2 separate regions of the Homo sapiens genome follow, and region 2 is linked to region 1. A link is an interaction called in ENCODE POLR2A ChIA-PET data of the cell type or tissue named here. Cell type or tissue: A673. All regions are shown on one strand. Each heading gives the region's core, and the rest is flanking DNA. Links, peaks and the distances in the headings are about the cores only. Region 1 overlaps INO80 (INO80 complex ATPase subunit). Region 2 holds the start of LOC105370789 (a long non-coding RNA gene).

Region 1 (5,000 bases), core at 1-5,000:
TATATGTGTGTGAGTAGCTGTGTGTAGGGGGTGGAGCTGGGTCTCTTTCACTTTAGATTAGTAGGGATACTAGAAGAAAGGCAGAAAAACGAATATTCAGTTTTCTAGCTTTAGCAATGTGTTAATTTCAAGTTAGAACAGTTTGTATTTTTTTTTCTTTCTCTTGAGTAATCATGGGCAATACAGTATGAAATGTATCATAGATGTTTAATGAAAAAGACCATACTCACCGGGCGTGGTGGCTCACTCCTGTAATCCTAGCACTTTGGGAGGCTGAGGTGGGTGGATCACGAGGTCAGGAGATCGAGACCATCCAGGCTAACACGGTGAAACCCCATCTCTACTAAAATACAAAAAATTAGCCGGGGGTGGCGGAGGGCGCTTGTAGTCCCAGCTACTCGGGAGGCTGAGGCAGGAGAATGACGTGAACCCGGTAGGCGGAGCTTGCTGTGAGCCGAGATTGTGCCACTGCACTCCAGCCTGGGCGACAGATTGAGACTGCATCTCAAAAAAAAAAAGAAAAAGACCACACTCTTGGCTTGTTAAGAGAGCCATATCATGGTTTCAAAAAACTGCTACGTTATTTAATGCCTTCTTTCACTTAAGTAATAACTTGCTCTTTGTTATTTATTTATTTATTTATTCTTTTTTTTTTTTTTTTTTTGAGGCGGGAGTCTTGCTTTGTCACCCTCCTGAGTAGCTGGGACTACAGGTGCGCACCACCACACCCAGCTAATTTTTTTTATTTTAGTAGAGACGGGGTTTCACCATGTTGGCCAGGATGGTCTCGATCTCCTGACCTCGTGATCCGCCCGCCTTGGCCTCCCAAAGTGCTGGGATTACAGGCGTGAGCCACTGCGCCTGGCCCAAGCTCTTTGTTATGTATGATATAGTGATGTTTAACAAAATCAGAAAGAAACTACAATCAGGTTGAATTAAGTAAAAAATTTGCTGTTTTTAATATACTGCATAGGAGCCCCTATTTAACATTGACAGAGTGTAAGTCAAAGATAGACGAATGTGACCTTCCCCAATTTCTAATATAATTGTTACATTAAATAATATTAGTAATATGTTTTATAGAAATGATGTCATATGATACTACGTTATATTATCAGATTATGAGAAATTTTGTTCCAATTATTTTTCTTAGCACAGGGTAGATATATTGTTATCTTGAGTCTTATTTTCATGTAATATTTTTCCTCTTTTTTTTTTTTCTAATTTTTTTTTTTTTTACTTTCCAGACAAGGTCATTTGATGAAGATGCAAAAGAAAGTCGAGCAGCTGCCCTACGGGCAGCAAACAAGTCTGGCACTGGGTTTGGGGAGAGTTATAGCCTGGCTAACCCATCTATCCGGGCTGGTGAGGATATTCCACAGCCCACAATTTTTAATGGCAAATTGAAAGGTTATCAACTGAAAGGCATGAATTGGTTGGCCAATCTATATGAACAGGTGAATTTTAGAACCGTGTCATTCTCTTCTATTATCTCTTTTCCTAAAGTCATTTGTTCAATGTGATTGTGAAATGAGTACAAGATCTGGCTGAGCGCGGTGGCTCATGCCTGCAATTCCAGCACTTTGGGAGGCCAAGGCAGGCGGATCACCTGAGGTTGGGAGTTCGAGACCAGCCTGACCAACATGGTGAAACCCCATCTCTACTAAAAAAAAAAAATACAAAATTAGCCTGGCATGGTGGTGCATGCCTGTGATCCCAGCTACTTGGGAGGCTGAGGCAGGAGAATCATTTGAATCTGGGAGGCGGAGATTGCGGTGAGCTAAGATGGCGCCATTGCACTGTAGCCTGGGCAACAAGAGCAAAACTCTATCTCAAAAAAAAAAAAAAAAAAAAAAAGGAAATGAGTACAAGATCATGTTTTAGATTTCACCCTTTTAAAAAGCTGTATCCTGGGGAGGGATAGCAGTAGGAGAAATACCTAATGTAAATGACGAGTTAATGGGTGCAGCACACCAACATGGCACATGTATACATATGTAACAAACCTGCACGTTGTGCACATGTACCCTAGAACTTAAAGTATAATTAAAAATAAATTAATGTAGATTTATTAAAAAATAAAAAGCTATATCCTTTGACAAGAGGCAGAAGGATGTCTCTGTTTCTCTTTCTTTTTGAGACAGGATCTTACTCTGTCACCCAGGCTGAAGTGGAGTGGTGCGTTTATGGCTCACTGTAGCCTTAAACTCCTGGGCTCAAGTGACCCTCCTGCCTCAGCCCCCAGAATAGCTGGGACTGCAGACACATGCCACCACGCCTGACTAATTTTTGTATTTTTTGTAGAAACGGGCTGTCTCCATGTTGCCCAGACTGGTCTCAAACTCCTGGGCTCATGCGATATGCCTGCCTCGGCCTCCCAAAGTGCCGGGACGGGCATGAGCCACTGCACCCAGCTGATGTCTTTTTGTTTTTTTGTAACCTGGAGATCCTACTGGAGAATATTTGTGTATTTCTTATGGTTTGTCTTATATGGACTTGGTAAATCTAATTGCTTTTGTGTCTGGGTTGTATTAGCTAACAGATTGGCCTTGCCCTGTCTCATGTATCATGGTTCATAGTTGTAGCTGTAGCATTGGCAAAAGCAATTACTATAGCAGTGGGTAAAAGTGCTGAGGCTGAGTATCTCTGGTCACTTCTCTTTAAACAAGCCTGTTATCTTGGTCGTTCTTTTTGGTAACAGGTTGAACTTTATTTGATGAAATGCATGAGGTGTTGACCATGTATTTTTTTTCCCCAGGGTATTAATGGCATTCTTGCTGATGAAATGGGCCTTGGTAAAACAGTACAGAGCATTGCCCTTCTGGCCCATCTGGCTGAGGTGGGTAGATGCAATCTTTCTATCTTCATTTCTCTAGAATTTAGGGTAATTTCTGTTGAAAATCAGCCACTTAAAAGCACTATGTTAAGCTGTGTAGCATTCCAAGATAGTGGGACTGGGTTCTTGCCTCAGAGCTTTATAAGGGGACAGTGTTTTATAACTTTTTGGTTTTTAAGAGGGCTAGGACAATTTTTGAGCATGTGATTTTGAGACACTCCTTTCCGCTCTGCATTAATTACCACCAGTGTAGTGGCAAGGGCCATATAGTTAGATCAGAACACCTTGCCTAACATTTCAGCTCTACTCTTATTACCAGTGTAAACTTGGGCAATTTAGCCTCTTTTTCAACTTAACTCTCTGAGGCTTAGTTTCCTCTTCCTCTTCCTCTTCTATGGAGACGTTATCTACTTTATAGGAATTTTATAAGAATTAAATTTTAAAAATGCGTAAAACTGAAAAAAAAGCAAAAGCTCTATACCTATTAAATAACTACAAGATTGTCGGATAACTAGTATAGTAGAAAACAATACATACAAGTCAGTGTGTCATGAATGCTTTGTGGATAAGACCTATAAGAGGTCAGAAGAGGGAATAGTTGCTTGCCATTTTTTTCTCAGGTGTGTCTTTATGTTCTTATTATTAACATAGGATATTACTATTGAATGTGCAGATTTGGGATTTACTCACTGTTTCTCTTGTTATTTGTTTCCTATTCTTAGATTGTTCTTGTCATTAATTATAATTTTGAATTAAATACCTTCCCTTTTCCTGTAGTTGGCTGACTGGGTTTTTCTGTTGCAGAGAGAGAACATTTGGGGACCTTTCTTAATAATTTCACCTGCGTCTACACTTAACAATTGGCACCAGGAGTTTACTAGATTTGTTCCTAAATTTAAGGTAAATATCAGTCCAACCAAAACATCTATTGCTCTTTAAAATAAACTTTTTGACTCTCCTTTTCTTGCCCTACTAATTACTCATAACAGTTTTAAATTTTGGCCGGACTTGGGGGCTCACACTTGTAATCTCAGCACTTTGGGAGGTTGAGGTGGGTGGATCACGAGGTCAGGAAGTCGAGATCATCCTGGCTAACATGGTGAAACCCCGTCTCTACTAAAAATACAAAAAAAAAATTAGCCGGGCATGGTGCCATGTGTCTGTAGTCCCAGCTGCTCAGGAGGCTGAGGCAGGAGAATCGCTTGAACGGGGCAGGGCCAGGGGGGTGAGGGGGCGAGGGGAGGTTGCAGTGAAGGGAGGTTGTAGCAAGCCGAGAATGTGCCGCTGCACTCCATCCAGGGCGACAGAGCAAGACTCCTTCCGTCACAAAAACAAAAATATACATTGTTCCAAAATAACTTGCATATAATCACTATAAAACTTACTGCTGGGAACAATGAGTGCATATTGCATTTAGCCTGATAAATGGATACTCGTGGTCAAACTGCCACGGTAGAAAACATCTACCTTATTTGGTTTAACATAGATTTTTGACAAATCATACCATCAGTACACATCCTATCATTTACGGCATTTCTCTTTTCATTTAAATCTATTGTAAATAATTCATTTCTTTTTTTTAATACATGTCTTGTTTTTGTTTTTGTTTTGAGATGGAGTCTCACTCTGTCGCCGAGGCTAGAGTGCAGTGGCACAATCTCGGCTCACTGCAACCTCCATCTCCCAGGTTCAAGCAATCCTCCTGCCTCAGCCTCCTGAGTAACTGGGATTACAGGTGTCTGCCACCATGCCCAGCTAATTGTTTTGTATTTTTAATAGAGAGAGGGTTTCACCATGTTGTCCAGGCTGGTCTCAAACTCTTGACCTCAGGTGATCCACATGCCTGGGCCTCCGAAAACGCAAGGATTACAGGCATGAGCCACCGCACACAGCTGTTGTTTTTTTTTTTAATCAGAGTTTCACTCTTGTTACCCAGGCTAGAGTGTAATGGTGCAAACTCTGCTCACCGCAACCTTTGCCTCCAGGGTTGAAGTGATTCTTCTGCCTCAGCCTCCCGAGTAGCTGGGATTACAGGCATGTGCCACCATGCCCGGCTAATTTTGTATTTTTAGTAGAGACGGGGTTTCTCTACTGACGATGTTGGTCAGGCTGGTCTCGAACTCCCGACCTCAGGTGATCCACCCATGTCAGCCTCCTGAAGTGC
Region 2 (6,664 bases), core at 955-5,954, 110 kb after region 1:
TGGACGTGACTGGCTGGGGGAAAGCTGCAAGTGGGTACATTACTTACCTGAGTCCCCTTCCTACCCCAGTCACCAACACCATTAGGCTGTACCCAGGAAAGCCAAGCTCCTTTCCTGTGGGGACAGGGAGAGAGATGGCGGATGTGGGGGCGCCACTCCATGAAAGATGCACAAACGCCCCTCTAGCTTAGCACTGCAGGTGGGGGAACTAGCAAGAGGCAGCCCCTTCCCCTGGTATGCATTTAGGGCCCTGGCCTCTCACAGATCAAAGAAGAAAAAAAACCGATCCAAAATGGAGGGGGGGGGGGCCAGCAGCGTGGTCTGCGCTGCCGCAATCAGGCACCCACCAGGGGCGCCATGCCCGGCTGGTCTGCCCTTGCCCATGTGGCTTCCAGCCCCACATTCCTGTGCTTTGCACATAAACCTTCAGATTGAATAATAGCCTGGGGAGCCAAGCTGGCACTTACCCTTGAATATGATTAGGTTTTTATGGGGTCTTTCCCTCCAAGGTGACATACGACGTTACATTCAGGGAGTCATTGCCCATGGGAACATTTCCCACAGGTCCTCTGAGCTCCTCCTAGGGCCCCGGAACTGTGCTCCATGCTGGGGTAAACCGTTCCTGCCCTCGGGGGTGTTCCAGTTAGTAAGGACAGACCTGCAAGTAGATGAAGCCAATAACACCTGCTGGGCACAGAACAGATCTGGGCAGAAACGGCAGGGAGGGTACCAGGCGGCCATATGAAGCCAGGGCGTGTGCTGAGGGGTGTGAAAGGGTGGACAAGCTTGTTAGAGGAGCATCTCGGTCAGGATAGCAACAGGAGAAAAGGCTGTGATCACACGTAGCATGAGGCAGAAGGGGTCGCAGGTGGCTGGAGTCTGTGGAGAGTAGGGCCCACGTTGTCCATGTGGAGGGGGCTTAGCCAGACCTACATTTTACGTTATGTGGAAAATGAATATACAGAGCACAGAACGGGATGATAGATAGGTTTAGACATCATAACGCTAGCCCAGGAAAAGAGTAGGGTGAGGATGGTAGAAGTAGGGCAGGTACCGCACATCCTCGGGACAGGTGAGATGACAAGTTTTTAAGGTTGAGGATGGAGCTCAGCCCCAGGTTCCTGGCTCAGCTGGGAGGCGACTATCAGGGCTGGAGTGGGCTTCTGGGCATGGGCACCCCAGGGCTGACGCTTCCTGGGAAGCGGATGGTCCAAGTGTGTCCCGAATTGGTGGGTTCTTGGTCTCACTAACTTCAAGAATGAAGCCCCGGACCCTCACGGTGAGTGTTACAGCTTTTCAGGTGGCCCGTCTGGAGTCTGTCCCTCCTGATGTTCAGATGTATTCGGAGTTTTTTCCTTCTGGTGGGTTTGTGGTCTCCCTGGCTCAGGAGTGAAGCTGCAGACCTTCGCGGTGAGTGTTATAGCTCTATAAGGTAGCACTTCGGGAGTTGTTTGTTCTTTCCAGTGGGCTCGTGGTCTCAGGAGTGAAGCTGCAGATCTTCCCTGTGAATGTTACAGCTTATAGAAGCAGCGTAGACCCAAAAAGCGAGCTACAGTAGCAAGAGTTATTACATACAGCGAAAGAACAAAGTTTCCACAATCCGGAAGGGGACCCGAGCGAGTTACTAATGCAAGCTCGGGCAGCCTGCTTTTATTCTCTTATCTGGCCCCACCCACATCTTGCTGATTGGTAGAGCCGAGTGGCCTGTTTTGTCAGGGCGCTGATTGGTGCGTTTACAATCCCTGAGCTAGATACAAAGGTTCTCCACCTCCCCATCAGATTACTTAGATACAGAGTTTCCACACACAGGTTCTCCAAGGCCCCACTAGAGCAGCTAGATACAGAGTGTCAATTGGTGCATTCACAAACCTTGAGCTAAACACAGTGTGCTGATTGGTGTGTTTACAAACCTTGAGCTAGATACAGAGTGTAGATTGGTGCACTCACAAACCTTGAGCTAAACACAGAGTGCTGATTGGTGTATTTACAATCCCTGAGCTAGACATAAAGACTCTCCACGTCCCCACGACTCAGGAGCCCAGCTGGCTTCACCTAGTGGATCCCGCACCGGGGCTGCAGGTGGAGCTGCCTGCCAGTCCCGGTGCCGTGCGCCCGCACTCCTCAGCCCTTGGATGGTCGATGGGACTGGGCGCCGTGGAGCAGGGGGCGGCGCTCGTCGGGGAGGCTCGGGCTGCACAGGAACCCACGGAGTGGGTGGGAGGCTGAGGCATGGCGGGCTGCAGGTCCCGAGCCCTGCCCCGCGGGAAGAGAGCTAAGGCTCGGTGAGAAATAGAGCACAGCGCTGGTGGGCTGGCACTGCTGGGGGACCCAGTACACCCTCCGCAGCTGCTGGCCCGGGTGCTAAGTCCCTCATTGCCCGGGGCCAGCAGGGCTGGCCGACTGCTCCGAGTGCGGGGCCTGCCAAGCCCACGCCCACCCGGAACTCCAGCTGGCCCGCAAGCGCCGCACGCAGCCCCGGTTCCCGCTCGCGCCTCTCCCTCCACACCTCCCTGCAAGCTGAGGGAGTGGGCTCCGGCCTTGGCCAGCCCAGAAAGGGGCTCCCACAGTGCAGTGGTGGGCTGAAGGGCTCCTCAAATGCTGCCAAAGTGGGAGCCCAGGCAGAGGAGGTGCCGAGAGCAAGCGAAGGCTCTGAGGACTGCCAGCACGCTGTCACCTCTCACAGGCAGAGGCCTAGCAAGGGGCAGGACCCAGGATGGAGCCAAAATGGGGACGGCAGTGCCAGGCCGAGGAACAGAGGCACAGGGGGTTAGAGCCAGGAGTGCGCAGCACAGAGTCCCAGGCGAAGGAGGAGAGGCAGGAAGGATCAGCTAGGGTGGTGGGGCGGGGCAGGGGCGCGGAAAATACCCCAGGAGTTCCCTGGGGTGATGGTGCCACCAGGAAGGGCTGAGGACCTGGCTGAGCCTTCAGGGCGTGTCCAGCTCTCCTCACGCCCAAGGAAATGCCTGAGGCAAGGGTGAGGCCAGGGCAGGCTGAGGAGGAAGGACAGGCCTGCAGGGGACTCTCCACAGGCAGCAAGAGGAAGGATAGAGGACGGTGGCCTTCCCTGGCTGCCAACCCGGGCTTTGTGACCTAAGCCGGGCCCCAGCCGCTGGGCTGGTGGTGAAGGGTAGAGGACAGGCTCCTGCAGGCTCTGGCCAAGCCCGTCTGACAGCCACCAGCTCCACTAATAAAGTGACCCTGCTGTGTCCCAATTCTCTACAGCTATCATGTAATTTAGTGTCCAAACTGAGACACTTTTGAGAGTCAAAGTCATAATTACTCCAGAACAACAGAGTAAACTAGGGCTGACCTGGCCATGCTGGGGTCCACGGTCGCCCTACCCTCAGGGAGCAGCAGGGCCCTCTGCTCACACTCCGGCCATCTGGGACACGCCCCGTGATCATTGCCTCCCCTCTCCTGGCCTCAGCCCTGGAGCATCCGATCCCTCTTCGGATCCAGGCCTGGGGAACGGGGGGTCTCCCCCATTTGTGGTCCTTCTTCCCACACCTTCTGCTTCTCCAACTGACATTTCCCTCTTCAAGGGCATGACAGCCCCCAGAGGAATGGGGTCCTTTCTGTAGCCCAGTGGGGGACAACCTGGAGAGAATCCCACCAGCCCTAGAAAGGTACACGAAGGCTACATCGTCCTGCACAGTCCCTGTCCCCTGCTGATGAGAGACCCCCACCCTCTTGGCAAAATCCTGGGATCCCCAGTCTCCTCCCTCCTGCTTGCCTCTATCTCCAGTGGGCTGCCAGGAGGCAGATCCACCACCGTCCCAGCTCCTGCCTTTCCTCCAGGCCTCGCCAACACCTGCCCGGAACATCTCAGCAGACTCCCACCACGTCTTGCGCCAGCAACCCATCTTTCTCTGGCTACAAGTACAAGCCTCCGGGCCTGAACAAGACACTAGTCTACCTTAAAGCAGACAAAACAAAGAAAAAGAACAAAACAAACAAGAGACCCTGCGGTGGGAAGGAAAACGTGAAAAAAACACAAGCATCACTACAGAAGTCAACTTCTCTAAAAAAGAATCTCTAATATTTCCTCCACCATCGGACCCCAGAGCAGCTTCCTGCCTCCTCCCCAGCGCCCCAGAGCGTCAGCCACTCGGCGTGGCCCTTTCTCCTTTGCCGGAATGCCCCTTCTACCCACTGGATTTCTACCGCTTCTCTAAGGCCCCCAGAGCCAGCCAGCCTTGCCCACCCCTGAGCTCCGGTTACCCTTCCCAGGCCAGGTGCGGGGGTGGTTGTGTTTGTCTGCTGCCGACAGCAGTGGGAGGCCAAGGGGCCTGGGCTGTTGTAGATTCAATAAAAAGCAATGAATCGGCCGATCCTTCCCACCGACTCCTGGCTCTCCAGGAGCATGCCCTAGAGGCACAGATAGGATGATTCTGCAGCCCCTGCTAACTCTGAAATTCCCTAATGCTGCGGCCTAAGGCTGGAAACCCAAACATCACCCTGCTCAAGTCTTTCCCAACTGAAAAGGAAAAGAAACAATCAGAAAACCTTTTTTTTTGTTTGTTTTTTAAGACAGAGTCTTGCTCTGTCGCCTAGGCGGAGTGCAGTGGCGCGATCTTGGCTCACTGCAACCTCCACCTCCTGGGTTCAAGTGATTCTCCTGCCTCAGCCTCCCAAGTAGTTGGTACTACGGGTGCCCACCACCACGCCTGGCTAATTTTTGTATTTTTTAGTAGAGACTGGGTTTCACCATGTTGTCCAGGCTGATCTTGAACTCCTGACCTCAAGTGATCTGCCCGCTTTTGGCCTCCCAAAGTGCTGGGATTACAGGCATGAGCCACCGCACTACTACAGTAAATGTTAATAACTATATCCGACATAAACAAAAGCTCTTGGGGTCCTCCACAATTTTTCATTTGTGAAGGGGTCCTGAGACCCCCGCAACTCCTGTGCCCTCAGTTATCCCTGTTTCTCTCTCTTCTTAGCAACCATGTTTCCTGAAAGCTGCTTCCCCTCCCACTGGCCCCTCAGCCCTGCCTTGTGGCTTTCCATACTGTTCCTGAAATTGCTCTCACTGAAGCCACAAGGGACCCCCCCTGGCATTTCATCCAGTGGACACTCTTCTGTCCTCGTTTCTCTTGACATCTTGGCCATCTTGGCAACATGACCATGTTGTGCACCTCCTGGAGACACCTTCCACCCTGGCTCTCCTCACCCTGCCCTCTCCTCGTTCTCCGCCTACCTCTCCAGCGCTTGTTCCCGACACCTCTTCTTGCTTTGCTCAGACCACCGCGGCTGGGGTCCTCAGGGCCTGGCCGGGCCCTGTTCTCCTCTCCTCCCCTACCAGGGCTTTAAGCCCAGTCTCCACATGTATGGTTCCCAAGTCTCTAACTCCAGCCCAGCTTTCTCTCCTGACTCCCACACCAACATATCCAGCTGCCCTGAACATCCCCGTAGAAGTCATTCCTCCCCTCACAGGCACCCCTAACTTAAACGCAAGGCTATCTACCCCCGACTCTTTCCAGATCTGCCACTGTCCCAGGAGCCCCAGCCCTACTGTCTCTACCCTCCTTTCACTCTGCTCATCAAACCAGCCACCAAATGCTGTCAACCTCACCCCTAAACAATTCTGCAATCCCTCCACTGTCCATTCCCACTGGCACACCTCAGCTTGGGCACCCTACAGCTCCCTCTGGCCTCTCTCCTCCAATCTGACTTCAGCCAGTGTTCTCTCTTAAGCACATCTCTGCCCTTCTCAGAATCCACCAGAGGCCCCCACTGACCCAGGAGGAATGCCACCCCGCAGCATGGCACAGCGCAATTCACCAGGCCGGCAGTCCTGCCACCTGTCTGGCTCGTGTCTCCTGTCCGGGCCACTCTGTTCCAGCTGGTCTGAGCTTGCCTCCCCTCAGGCACGTGTTGTTCCCTTACTCTCTGTTCCTCAGAGGCCCCTTCTCAGGTTCCCTCTCCAAGAAAGCCAAGAAGGCCTTCCCTGACTGCCCTGCTCAAGTCAGAAGCCCTTTCTGGGTGCTCAAGGCCCTCTTCTCCCATTCCACGCTGAATGGTCACCATCAGTTTCTAGACTCCAAGTTCCTTGAGGAGGAGGAGTTCTTTACCGCTGTATCCCCGTGCCTGGAATGGTGCATGGCACACAGTGGGAGCTTAAGGAAATACTTGCTGATCGAATGGCTTGATGGGTGAAAGCCCCCTACGTGCAGCTGGCAAGCAGCCCTCCCCACCATCAGCTCCCAGGATGGAGCAGGGCTGTGCTCTGGCTGTCTGGCAAGAGGCCCAGGAAACACAGGAGGCAGCTGCCCAGGGCTCCCTGCCACCTGCTGCCTCCTCCTTTTGTGTTGCCCTCACCAGGCACCCAGAAGAAGCTGGCTGGACTCCACACTCTTCCCATCAATGGCCAAGACACAAGGCCGCCAAGACATGAGCACACGGCCCAGGCATGGCACCCTCCCCAGCCACAACGGCTGCACAACCTGATCGGAGTTGACCCTGCTGGAGACACCCAGACCAATCCAGGACACCAGCCGCAAGAACAGCAGCAACACATACCACCCAGCCTGCCCCATACATCATCCCACGGCATCGTCCCCTCACAGTGAACTTGTACCCAGGGGGCTGAAGGCTTTTTCCGAGGTGACTGGGCAATGAGGAGGAGGCTGGGTTGGACTCTCAAGGCACTTTTTTTTTTTTT

What was found. ChIA-PET counts read pairs that join two places held together with the same protein. Peaks named below come from ENCODE experiments on the same cell type or tissue, not always from the same donor. Only the 100,000 strongest peaks of a DNase experiment are listed, where the experiment ranks them.
Region 2: POLR2A ChIA-PET joins it to region 1 with 11 read pairs; 3 of 35 experiments call an interaction of 5 or more read pairs at or near these places.

The regions. Positions count from the first base shown.
Region 1 is chr15:41,068,306-41,073,305 of GRCh38, reverse strand. It overlaps INO80 (INO80 complex ATPase subunit), which reads left to right. Exons shown (of 36, transcript NM_017553.3): 12 at 1,248-1,457; 13 at 2,759-2,839; 14 at 3,641-3,736. Among named protein-coding and RNA genes, the nearest start is that of INO80, 45 kb to the left of the region's middle. In A673, for the core only: no CTCF peak of the experiment used is centred there; no DNase peak of the experiment used is centred there.
Region 2 is chr15:40,957,451-40,964,114 of GRCh38, reverse strand. It overlaps LOC105370789 (a long non-coding RNA gene), which reads right to left and starts at 1,626. Exons shown (of 4, transcript XR_007064601.1): 1 at 468-1,626; 2 at 48-114. RefSeq lists an enhancer at 5,827-6,363. In A673, for the core only: no CTCF peak of the experiment used is centred there; no DNase peak of the experiment used is centred there; H3K27ac peaks cover 114 bases.